Regions from separate parts of the Homo sapiens genome. Here region 1 is linked to region 2. Evidence: read pairs that join two places in POLR2A ChIA-PET (ENCODE). Cell type or tissue: OCI-LY7. All regions are shown on one strand.

Region 1 (5,000 bases), 80 kb after region 2:
TTGACAGCTGGGGGTCTTTCAAGGGAGCTGTGGGTCAGTTCAGTCAGCTCCATGCCCTCTTTGTGCATGGTCTTGTCCTCATGCTGGCATGTTTCCTACAGTTTCCCTTCACTCTGAATTTTGGGGCTATTCTCTGTTCCTTGGCCAAAAGGATAAGCAATTTAACATGATATAAAGATTTTTTATTAATTTTGTTTGAACCTTAATTATAAACCTCTGCTACTGAAGCTATTGGAAGATTCAGGCTAATGCAAGTATAAATGAAAAGTTAGAAGGTTCTTATCTTTGGCTGCTTAAATACTTTACACTAAAGCCAAGTTCTTAGCATTGATAGAAGAACTGGTGAGAACAGGCAATCTGGGGAAAAATCTGGAGAGAAAGAAGATAAGAGAAATCAAGAGATAGTGTTAATATAAAATTCCAAGCCCCAAGGCCTGGTGCTGTGGCTCACACCAGCACTTTGGGAGGCCGAGGCAGGTGGATCATTTGAGGTCAGAAGTTCAAGACCAGCCTGGCCAACATGGTGAAACCCCATCTCTATTAAACATACAAAAATTAGCTGGGTAGGCCAGGCGCAGTGGCTCACGCCTGTAATCCCAGCACTTTGGGAGGCTAAGGCGGGTGGATCACAAGGTCAGGAGATCGAGACTATCCTGGCTAACATGGTGAAACTCTGTCTCTACTAAAATTACAAAAATAAAGTAGCCGGGCATGGTGGCGGGCGCCTGTAGTCCCAGCTCCTTGGGAGGCTGAGGCAGGAGAATGGCGTGAACCTGGGAGGCGGAGGTTGCAGTGAGCCGAGATTGTGCCATTGCACTCCAGCCTGGGCAACAGAGCAAGACTCCATCTAAAATAAAAAATTAGCTGGGTAGGAGTGGCATGTGCCTGTAATCCCAGCTACTTGGGAGGCTGAGGCAGGAGAATCACTTGAGTCTGGGAGGTGGAGGTTGCGTTGAGCCCAGATTGTGCTACTGCACTCCAGCCTGGGTGACACAGTGAGACCCTGTCTCAAAAAAATTAATTAATTAAAATAAAATAAAATTCCAAGCCCCAAGCATTTTGTGTAACCCTGTTTTCCCCTCCTTGGCCTGGTGCCCCTTGACATGGCCTTGTTGTACACTTGGAGACACTTTCCTTTCCTGAGTTTCCTTCCAAATCAGCAGGATGTTATGCTTATGGAAATCATGCCATCCGTGCAGTTGGTCAGCATTGGTGGCTTCCAGGGGAATCAAGCTGTGAGATGGGACAGAGAGGGAAATTGATCTGTGTTCCAGGAGTTTTCTGATCTCAGAGATTATGTTGTTTAAGACCTCTTCGATATACCTACACTTCCCCTTCCTTCCCCCCAGCCAGTTTTCTTCAGACTAGGTTTATTTATTTGCTTTTGGTTTTGGGGTGTGAGCAAGGAGAGGGGAAATGAAAGGTCATTCTAGATAACTGCCTAGATTAATTTCTGTCCCTCTGGACTCACTTGCCAAGATTTGAAGGGGCCAGATAGCTTACTGTGGGTGCATGTTGTGTTGTTTTTGTTTAAAATAGGTCATATGCCCAGGAATGCAAACTCTAATGGTTACTAAGTGCCGGAAAGCTGAGAGAGAAGGGGCCTAGTGGAAAAATGAGCCTGAGGCAAGAGAAGGAGGGCTGGGAAAATGGCAGTTCAGCCAGGCCCACGGGGCCAGGTCCTCTGTGCATTAACATCCACGGAGAGATTTATTTACAGGGCACTAATCATTTTTTTGAGAGGAGCACCCTCACTTTACATTAGTAACCATATGGAGAAATGGCTGGCCAGAGGCCTCTTCAAGGATGGGAGCAAGGGTCCCTGGTGAATTCCAAGGGGTACCTGCTCCTGTCTTCTCAGGTACTTTTCTTCTGCTGCCTTGTTCTCCTGACCCCCTTTGACTGGCAGTGACACGTTCCCACAGGGATGGAGGGATACCTGTTTTCAGAGAAAGGAGATATATTAAAAATTTCTTTGGATTTTTCAGGTGCTGAAGCCAATAAAAATATAGATATGATTTGGCCAACAGCTAGGGAAACTGTAACCATCCAAGATGGTTAGACAAAAGATATGAAAAAGCTGAGTTGTTAAATTGTTTTTAACAAAGTAGAGCTTTTTCAAGTCAAAGCCAAATTGAACTTTTTTTTTTTTTCAAAGTCTAAATTTGAAGGACTACAGCCAAGTGTTTTGATTATGATATTCTTCTTGGGAGAGGATGCCTGCACCTGCTGTTTGGTAGCAGCTTCTAAAGTTCAACTTTGAAAGTTTCTTGGTGCTATGATCAAACCCTCAGGGGAGTATTTTGACCCCTAGTAAAGTGTCACATGGCAGTTAAGTGACCAGGGAGGTGAGAGAAGTGCTGTCTTTATTCCAATTCAGGAAATATATCCATTCTTTTACTTTCGTTTTCTTCCTGCTATGATCCAGAGTACTCCCTTTTTAGTTTCATCACCACTCATTAATTTTAGACCTAATTCAAGAGAAGAGATATAACTGTAAACAGTTTCTTCCTTTATATCTGGGAGGGATTTGCAGATACGAGGAGCAGACAGGGAAGTCTATTTTTTTTTTCATTTAGATTTCAGTTCCTTTGGCCCATCCTGTTAAGTATCTTTTACTGTCCTCAGCAGTAGTCTGGTAGTGTAGGTGGCTCTATAGTGATTTAAAACCAGGGACTACATTCACCCAACAGAATAATTCAGTAAAAGATTTTAGCCTTAACATGTGTATAGCCAAGTCCTAATTGTTCAGCCTGAAAAATAACAAATGTTTGATATTGGAGGAACAATTTCTAATAGTTATAACTAAACTAATTAGAAGAAAAACGAATGATTATTAGAGTCACATTAGTGACAACACCATTAATGGATATTATCTACTACCTATACTTATGTAAAGATAATTAACTTTTTTTGTAGTGATTTATAACATGTATTGTACTTCGTTTTAGGTGTCATTTTAAAAAACAATTGTGTGAAATATTATCCTTATTTTATAGGTGAAGAAATGGATAATTGGAGAAGTTAGTTACCTGGGTTGTATAATTAGTAAGCGGTAGAATTGGGATATAGATCCCAGTTTCCTAAGTCTGCCTTCTGTGCTTTTTCAGTTTTATTTAATCTGCTCTTTAGTTAAAGGTAAATAGGAAGACATAACTGTCAACAATTATGTGATATATTTTCAACAATTGATCACTTAATAAAGCACCATCTATTAACATCTTTAGACCTGTTATTATTATTATTATTATTATTATTATTATTATTATTATTTTGAGACGGAGTCTCGCTCTGTCGCCCAGGCTGGAGTGCAGTGGCGCGATCTCAGCTCACTGCAAGCGCTGCCTCCCGGGTTCATGCCATTCTCCTACCTCAGCCTTCCGAGTAGCTGGGACTACAGGCGCCCGCCACCACGCCTGGCTAATTTTTTGTATTTTTAGTAGAGACGGGGTTTCACTGCGTTAGCCAGGATGGTCTCTGTCTCCTGACCTCGTGATCCGCCTGCCTCGGCCTCCCAAAGTGCTGGGATTACAGGCGTGAGCCACCGCGCCCAGCCTAGACCTGTTAGTATTATTATTATTATTATTATTATTTTTTTTTTTTGAGACGGAGTTTCGCTCTTGTCGCCCAGGCTGGAGTGCAATGGTGTAATCTCGGCTCACTGCAACCTCCACCTGTCAGGTTCAAGCAATTCTCTTGCCTTAGCCTCCCGAGTAGCTGGGATTGCAGACGCCCACTACAACGCCTGGCTAATTTTTGTATTTTTAGTAGAGACAGGGTTTCACCATGTTGGCCAGGCTGGTCTCAAACTCCTGACCTCAGGTGGTCCACCCTCCTTGGCCTCCCAAAGTGCTGGGATCACAGTTGTGAGCCACCAAGCCCAGCCTAGACCTGTTATTTATGGAGACATAATTTTATGTAGTGTCTCCCCACCTCTACCTTTATAAATTTAACTTAGTTTTAAAAATACCATTACTTGCTATAGTTGTTGCCAAAATGTTTTGCAATCCTCACATTTGTCATTTCTAGTGGCAGTATATTCCATTGCATTAGTATACTATTCTCCTCCACAGACAGACCTTCGGGCTATTTCCAGATTTTAGCTCTAATATATAGCTGCAGCTATAAATATCTTTGTAAAAATTTTTTCTTTTGAATTATTTCTTCATGATACAGTGCTCAAAGTAGAAATGCTAGATCATAAGCTGTCATTTAATGACTTTTGTCTTAACAGAATTCCTTTCTGAAAGACTGTACCTGCTGAATGTGCTATAAGCAACATGTAACCAAATCCACACTCTTATATCAAATTAAAGCTAGTGTCAGTTTTTTCTACTTAATAGATGTGAGGTGTACTTTAAAAATTGTTTTAATGTACATGCCTGTAAACTATTCTTGGGGGATGTTTCCTCCAATGTTTTATATTGTGAACACTGTGACTGTCCTTATCCTCTGTTGGACATGGATGATATGGTATTGGAGACAGGGTGTTATCTTGATAGATTTTTATCAGCTCCCTAAAAGTTTTAGAGAGAAAACTTATATCTACAGTGTTAGTTAAAATTTTTCCCCTACTCTGTTGCTTTTAATCTTTTTTCCCTTCCTGTAGCATTTCAAATTTAATAGCATTAAACTCAAATACTTTATAATTGATACATTTCTATTGCTTCAATAGAATAATTTCTATTATCCCCATTTCAATTGGGAAATTATCTCTGCTCTTCATTGAAATATGTATATATTTTGTTTTCTTCTAGTTAAACTTTTAAATTCACCCTCATATTTTTGGAATTTATTATATTGTGGTATGAGATGGCAATCTAAATCAGTTTTTTTCTCTATTGATATTCAACAAGTTTTATCAACAGCATTTATTATTACTATTTTAATCAGTATTTGAATATTACTCAGCCATAAAAAGGAATGAAATAATGACTTTTGTGCAACTTGGATGGAATTGGAGGCCATTATCCTAAATGAAGTAATGCAGGAGTGAAAAC
Region 2 (5,000 bases):
TTCCTGTCTTATCCCCCTACAATCCATTCTGCACTCAGAAGCCAGAATTTTCAAGACGCAAATCTGATTGTGTTACTCCCACCATACCTACACTTGAATTCAAACTCATTTTCAGGCCAGCACAAGCCTCTGCATGCTCTGCCTGTGGAACTCCACTCCTTCCCGCCCTCCCTCTTGCCTGCTGCTCCCTGGACACACTTCCTCCAGCTTCTCTAACAAGCCCAGGGAGCCTCAGAGCCTTTGCACTTGCTGTTCTTGCCACTTGGAATGTCTTTCCTCCAAATCACTGGCTGGCCGACTGCGTGATGTGGGTCTCTCCGCTCTCACTGTCTGCCTTTTTTTGAGGGGCGGGGGGATGGAATCTTGCTTTGTCGCCCAGGTTGGAGTGCAGTGACATGATCTTGGCTCACTGCAACCTCCGCCTCCCGGGTTCAAGCGTTTCTCGTGCCTCAGCCTCCTGAGTAGCTAGGACTACAGGCAGGCGCCACCCCACCCGGCTAATTTTTTTTTGTACTTTTATTAGAGACAGAAGTTCACCATGTTGGTCAGGCTGGTCTCAAATTCCAGACTTCAAATGATCTGCCCGCCTCAGCCTCCCAAAGTGCTGGGACTACAGGCAGGCGCCACCATACCCGGCTAATTTTTTGGGTTTTTTTTGTACTTTTATTAGAGACAGAATCTCACCATGTTGGTCAGGCTGGTCTCGAATTCCAGATCGCAAATGATCCGCCCGCCTCAGCCTCCCAAAGTGCTGGGACTACAGGCAGGTGCCACCACGTTTGGCTAATTTTTTTTTTTTTTGTATTTTTAGTAGAGATGAGGTTTCACCATATTGGCCAGGCTGGTCTCAAACTCCTGACCTCAGGTGATCCACCTGCCTCGGCCTCCCAAAGTGCTGGGATTACAGGCGTGAGCCACTGTGCCCGGCCTGTGCTTTATTTTCTACGTTACACTTATCACTGTCTGATCTTATCCTGTTTTTTTATTTACTTGCTTTTGGTCTACTCTACCCTTACCTCCCAGGAGAGCAGGAACTTTGTTTGAATCGCTCATTGATGAAAGCCCAGTGCCTATAATGGTGCCCAGCACATGGTGGGTGTTCAGCAAGCATTTGTGCAAGCAATCCACATAGAGCAGGTTCTGAGGCAGCTGCGGAGAAGGCAGGCTGGGAGTCCTCTGTATCCAGGCCATGGGTCAGGCGTTAGGAAATGTCTGAAGGGCAGGGAGACCTGAGGATGGTCCTGGGATGGGTGACTTCTCTTCGCCCATCCGACATGCACTGCTTACTGAAAAAGGTCCAAGGCTGTCTGGCACAGGCCCCCCATCATTTTCTCAAGCTGCAACAAATGTCTCCAAAACCTGGACAGGCAGACATCTAGGCAGGGCCTATTGGTCTGGACATCTCAGAACCTCCCCAAATTCTGCTTTCTTCATCGCCATCAGGTTTCCGTAGCAACCAGAGGACTTCACAGGAGAGAGTGAAGGGGAATTAAGAGCCAGAGAGAGCAGAGGAGAGAGGAGGAGTAAGTGGTAGCAAGACAGATGGGGAGCTGGCAGGAACTCCAGGGGGATCCCCAAGTCCCATGTTGCCGTGGAGGGTTGTGCCAATAGGTCCCTTTGGTTGCCCCCTTCCCCATCTGGATCTCTTGCTGACCCTCAAGAAGTAACTGTCCATCTGGGCAGGCCCCAGAGCTGACCCCTCATGCAAAACCCACCCCCTCCCTGCTGGCAGGCCCTGAGCGAGGCTCCGGCTCCCTCTGCGGTCTAGCTCCCTCCCTAGCCCCTCTCTTGGCAATAGTGGAACTGGCTGCAGCCCCTGGGTGGGTTTGGGGAGCGTTTCCTGCCATTCCTTCCCTGGCCGTGTATGGAGCAGTGGGTACTGGGGGAGGACAGTCAGCATTCTGCCCTGCTGACCAAGGTCCCCACCATTGGCATTTGGAGATATGGCCAGGTCCCCCAGTCATGAAGACTCAGATGGGCTGTAGGTAAGGGCCTGGCTGGAGGTGCTCAGAACAAGGGCCCAGGCCTGGGCATGGCATTCAGGGAGCACAGAGAAGCCTGAATAGAGCTCTGGCCAGTGTGCTGCCTCGCATTCCCTTGACCCCATAGGTCCGGAAGATGCCTGGCTTGGGACCCGAGAGTGGCAGAATAGCAAAGCCTGCAGCAGCCACAGCACTGTGGTCCTGAGACCCAGGCCAACTTCCTAGAGGACTGGTCGGTGACTTCAGAGGGTAGGGGTGGCCTGGGCCAACACCCAATTCCAGCTGTCCCTCTGCCCCCATACATGCAGCCCCCCGAAAACCCAGATTCCAAAACCACCTTCTTGGACTCTTCCCTGTTTCTAGCTTCTGACATTCAATCATCTCAATATGACAAATATCACCAAGTCCTGCAGAATATTTCTTCACAAAGAACTGCCCCCTGTCCCATCATAAAGACACCTGGGCCACCCCATGCTCTTCCAACCCATCTCCCTGCCCAGTCTCTCCCTGGGCTTTTTCTATACCCTCCCCCTCCCGCCCTCTGCAAGGAGCCCTTGGTAATGAAGAGCAAACTCATAAAACATTCATCCTGGGTAATACACCATGTAGGAGCTGCCTGATCTCAGTTCTGATAGAACAGGCCAGGTCAGCAGGACGCTGGGGCTTAGGCTTCTGAGGGTTTGGGCTGACTTCTCTACCTTGGGCTCAAGTTCCAGCCACTTCCCTTAAGGCAGGTCTTATCTTCCCTGGGGTGCTGGGGGTGGGGGCTCCTGAGCTGAGTGGCAGAGGGGGTTCCTGAGAAGGGATGAGAGCAGCCCAGGGAGGGAGGGTGGCTGCTAGGGGTGTCCTTAAATGAGGTGTGATGGGTAGATGGGGCTCTGGGAAAAAGAGCTTGACGACAAGGTGAGCCGAGTGACCAAATGGCTAAAGCCACAGCTTTGTGCTGAGTGTGGGGGGCGGTCAGAGCCTAAGCAGGTGGTGTTTAAAGTTGCTATTTTGGCCTGGGCAACCCTGGTATGAGTGTGTACGAGTGTGTGAGGGATGAGAGAGTCTGGTATCGGTGGCAGGCCCTGTGCAAGAACCCGGCCCCAGGAAGCAGGCCCCCATCTGGGCACTTTCATCAGACCAGCGGGGTAGGTAGACAGAGGGAATGGAAAGCAAAGGGGATTTTCCTTGTTTTCACTCCCCCCCACCCCTGGCATTTGCTCTGACACTGCTGTGGCATCCTCCAGGCCTCAGCAGAGTCAGAGAAGGAAGTCAGAGGAATGGCCACAGGGACAGCCAGAAATCAGAAGTGGCTTGGTGTGAGGGTGAGGGGCAAGGGCTTTGGAGTCCAGCAGCCCTGAGCTTGAACCCTGGCTCTGTCACTGCCTGGTCATTTAATCGGGGCAAGTCAGCTCACCTCTCCCAGCCCCCACTTCCTCACCTGCACAACAGGGAATCACTCCACCATAGGAGTTGCCAGGACTGAGTTAAAATGAGTGTGTCGAGTGTCCAGCGGGTACCTTAACAATGCTTCCTAACAGTGATGGTGGCTACTGCCGGGAAGGAATCTGGGAGACGGGGTGGGCCACCTGAGCCAAGTCCCTGGGAGCCCAGGTTTGCACAGTGGCATCATCAGAGAGCCACCGAGGAGCAGAGTCTGTAAGGAGGCTGCTTCCCTGGGGAAACAGCTCTGGCAGCCGAGGGCCTAAGGCAGCCAGGAGGCTGGGAAAGAGGCTGGGCAAGGTCCCTCATGCACACCGAGACTGGCTGGCCTCTCCCCATCCCTTCCACTCATCCAAGCAGGTGTGGCTGCCAAAGGCCCCGGCCCCTGAAGGCCTGGGAGAACTGAGATGGACGGATGATGTGGTGGCTGCAAGGGGATGGTTTCCCTGCTTATCCCGGGGGCCAGTGTGCACGTTCTTGCCTCTCTGTCCCTCAGGCCTGGCTTTGCCTCCCACCCCTCTCACTCCAAATAAGCCCAGGCAAATTGGCGAAAAGTCAAGCCTGAGTTGCTGGAGTTGGGAAAAACAGAACAAGAGAGAAGCACTGAGAACACAGCTGACATTCAAGGCTCTGACCTTTCCTCTAGCCAAATGCGAAGGCTTTCCTTTCCCTAGTGCCTTGCGTTGATTCACGAAGGGTTTACTGAGCACTTCCTACATGCCAGGCAGTAGAGTGTTGGGAAGCAATGGTGCACAGGTTGGATAGATCCCTGACTCCTAAGGCCTCCCATGTAGCAGATGGCCATGGTTAGACAGGCCTTCCTGATGAGGAGTGGGGAAGGCTGAGACAGGAAGAGCAGGGTTTGTGTGAAGACGCTGGGGTTTAGGGGATGGGGGCAGGAATGCTGAGTGTGCTGGCCATGGCTGGTTTTTAGGCAGCTGAAAACTGGTGGAAGACAGGACCCTGGGCTGGTTCTGCTGGAGTTCAGCTCCACTTGGCTCAGTCCCAGTTGAATTCCATGCACACTGAGTATTGAATTACTGGAGAGAGCAGGGTGGATGTGGCAAGGTCCCTGCCTTCAGGCTGGCCCATGTATTGGGCTTCCCAGAGTAGTGAACCTGAGTCTACTACACAACATGGCGCAGGTAACACGTGGGTTAGCACCAGGCACTGTGCTTGCGTGGCTCACAAGCGCCTTCACAGAGAAGACAGACGAGAATGGAATTGCTGTAGGATCCTCCGGGAAACTTGTCTTTTCTGAACCTTAATTTCCTCATCTGGAAAGTAAAAGGTTTGAATTAGATTATTTGCTTAAAAATTTTTTTTAGCAACAGAAACTTTTTTCCTGAGCAAAACCTGTATGGAAGCCTGTTTTATAAAATAGACTTAAACAATATTTGCTTTGGATGCCTCAGGGATTGGGGTCCCTTCAGCTTCTTGTGCCTGGTATCTCAACTGCAGCAGGTGGTAAAGGAGATGAAGGGTCTGAACCCTTCAGAACTCTCTTGGGCATCCAGGAGAGGATGATAGCCAGGACCTACCAGAGAAGAGATGGGTGGGCTCCAGGCCGGCTGCCCAGGGTCAGCCCCT

What was found. ChIA-PET counts read pairs that join two places held together with the same protein. Peaks named below come from ENCODE experiments on the same cell type or tissue, not always from the same donor. Only the 100,000 strongest peaks of a DNase experiment are listed, where the experiment ranks them.
Region 1: POLR2A ChIA-PET joins it to region 2 with 42 read pairs; 5 of 35 experiments call an interaction of 5 or more read pairs at or near these places.

The regions. Positions count from the first base shown.
Region 1 is chr10:101,679,992-101,684,991 of GRCh38, reverse strand. The region is part of intron 1 of FBXW4 (F-box and WD repeat domain containing 4); the gene reads left to right. Among named protein-coding and RNA genes, the nearest start is that of FBXW4, 13 kb to the left of the region's middle. In OCI-LY7, no CTCF peak of the experiment used is centred here; a DNase peak (open chromatin) is centred at 2,271.
Region 2 is chr10:101,760,098-101,765,097 of GRCh38, reverse strand. All of the region lies in intron 2 of LOC105378458 (a long non-coding RNA gene), which reads left to right. Among named protein-coding and RNA genes, the nearest start is that of FGF8, 14 kb to the left of the region's middle. In OCI-LY7, no CTCF peak of the experiment used is centred here; no DNase peak of the experiment used is centred here.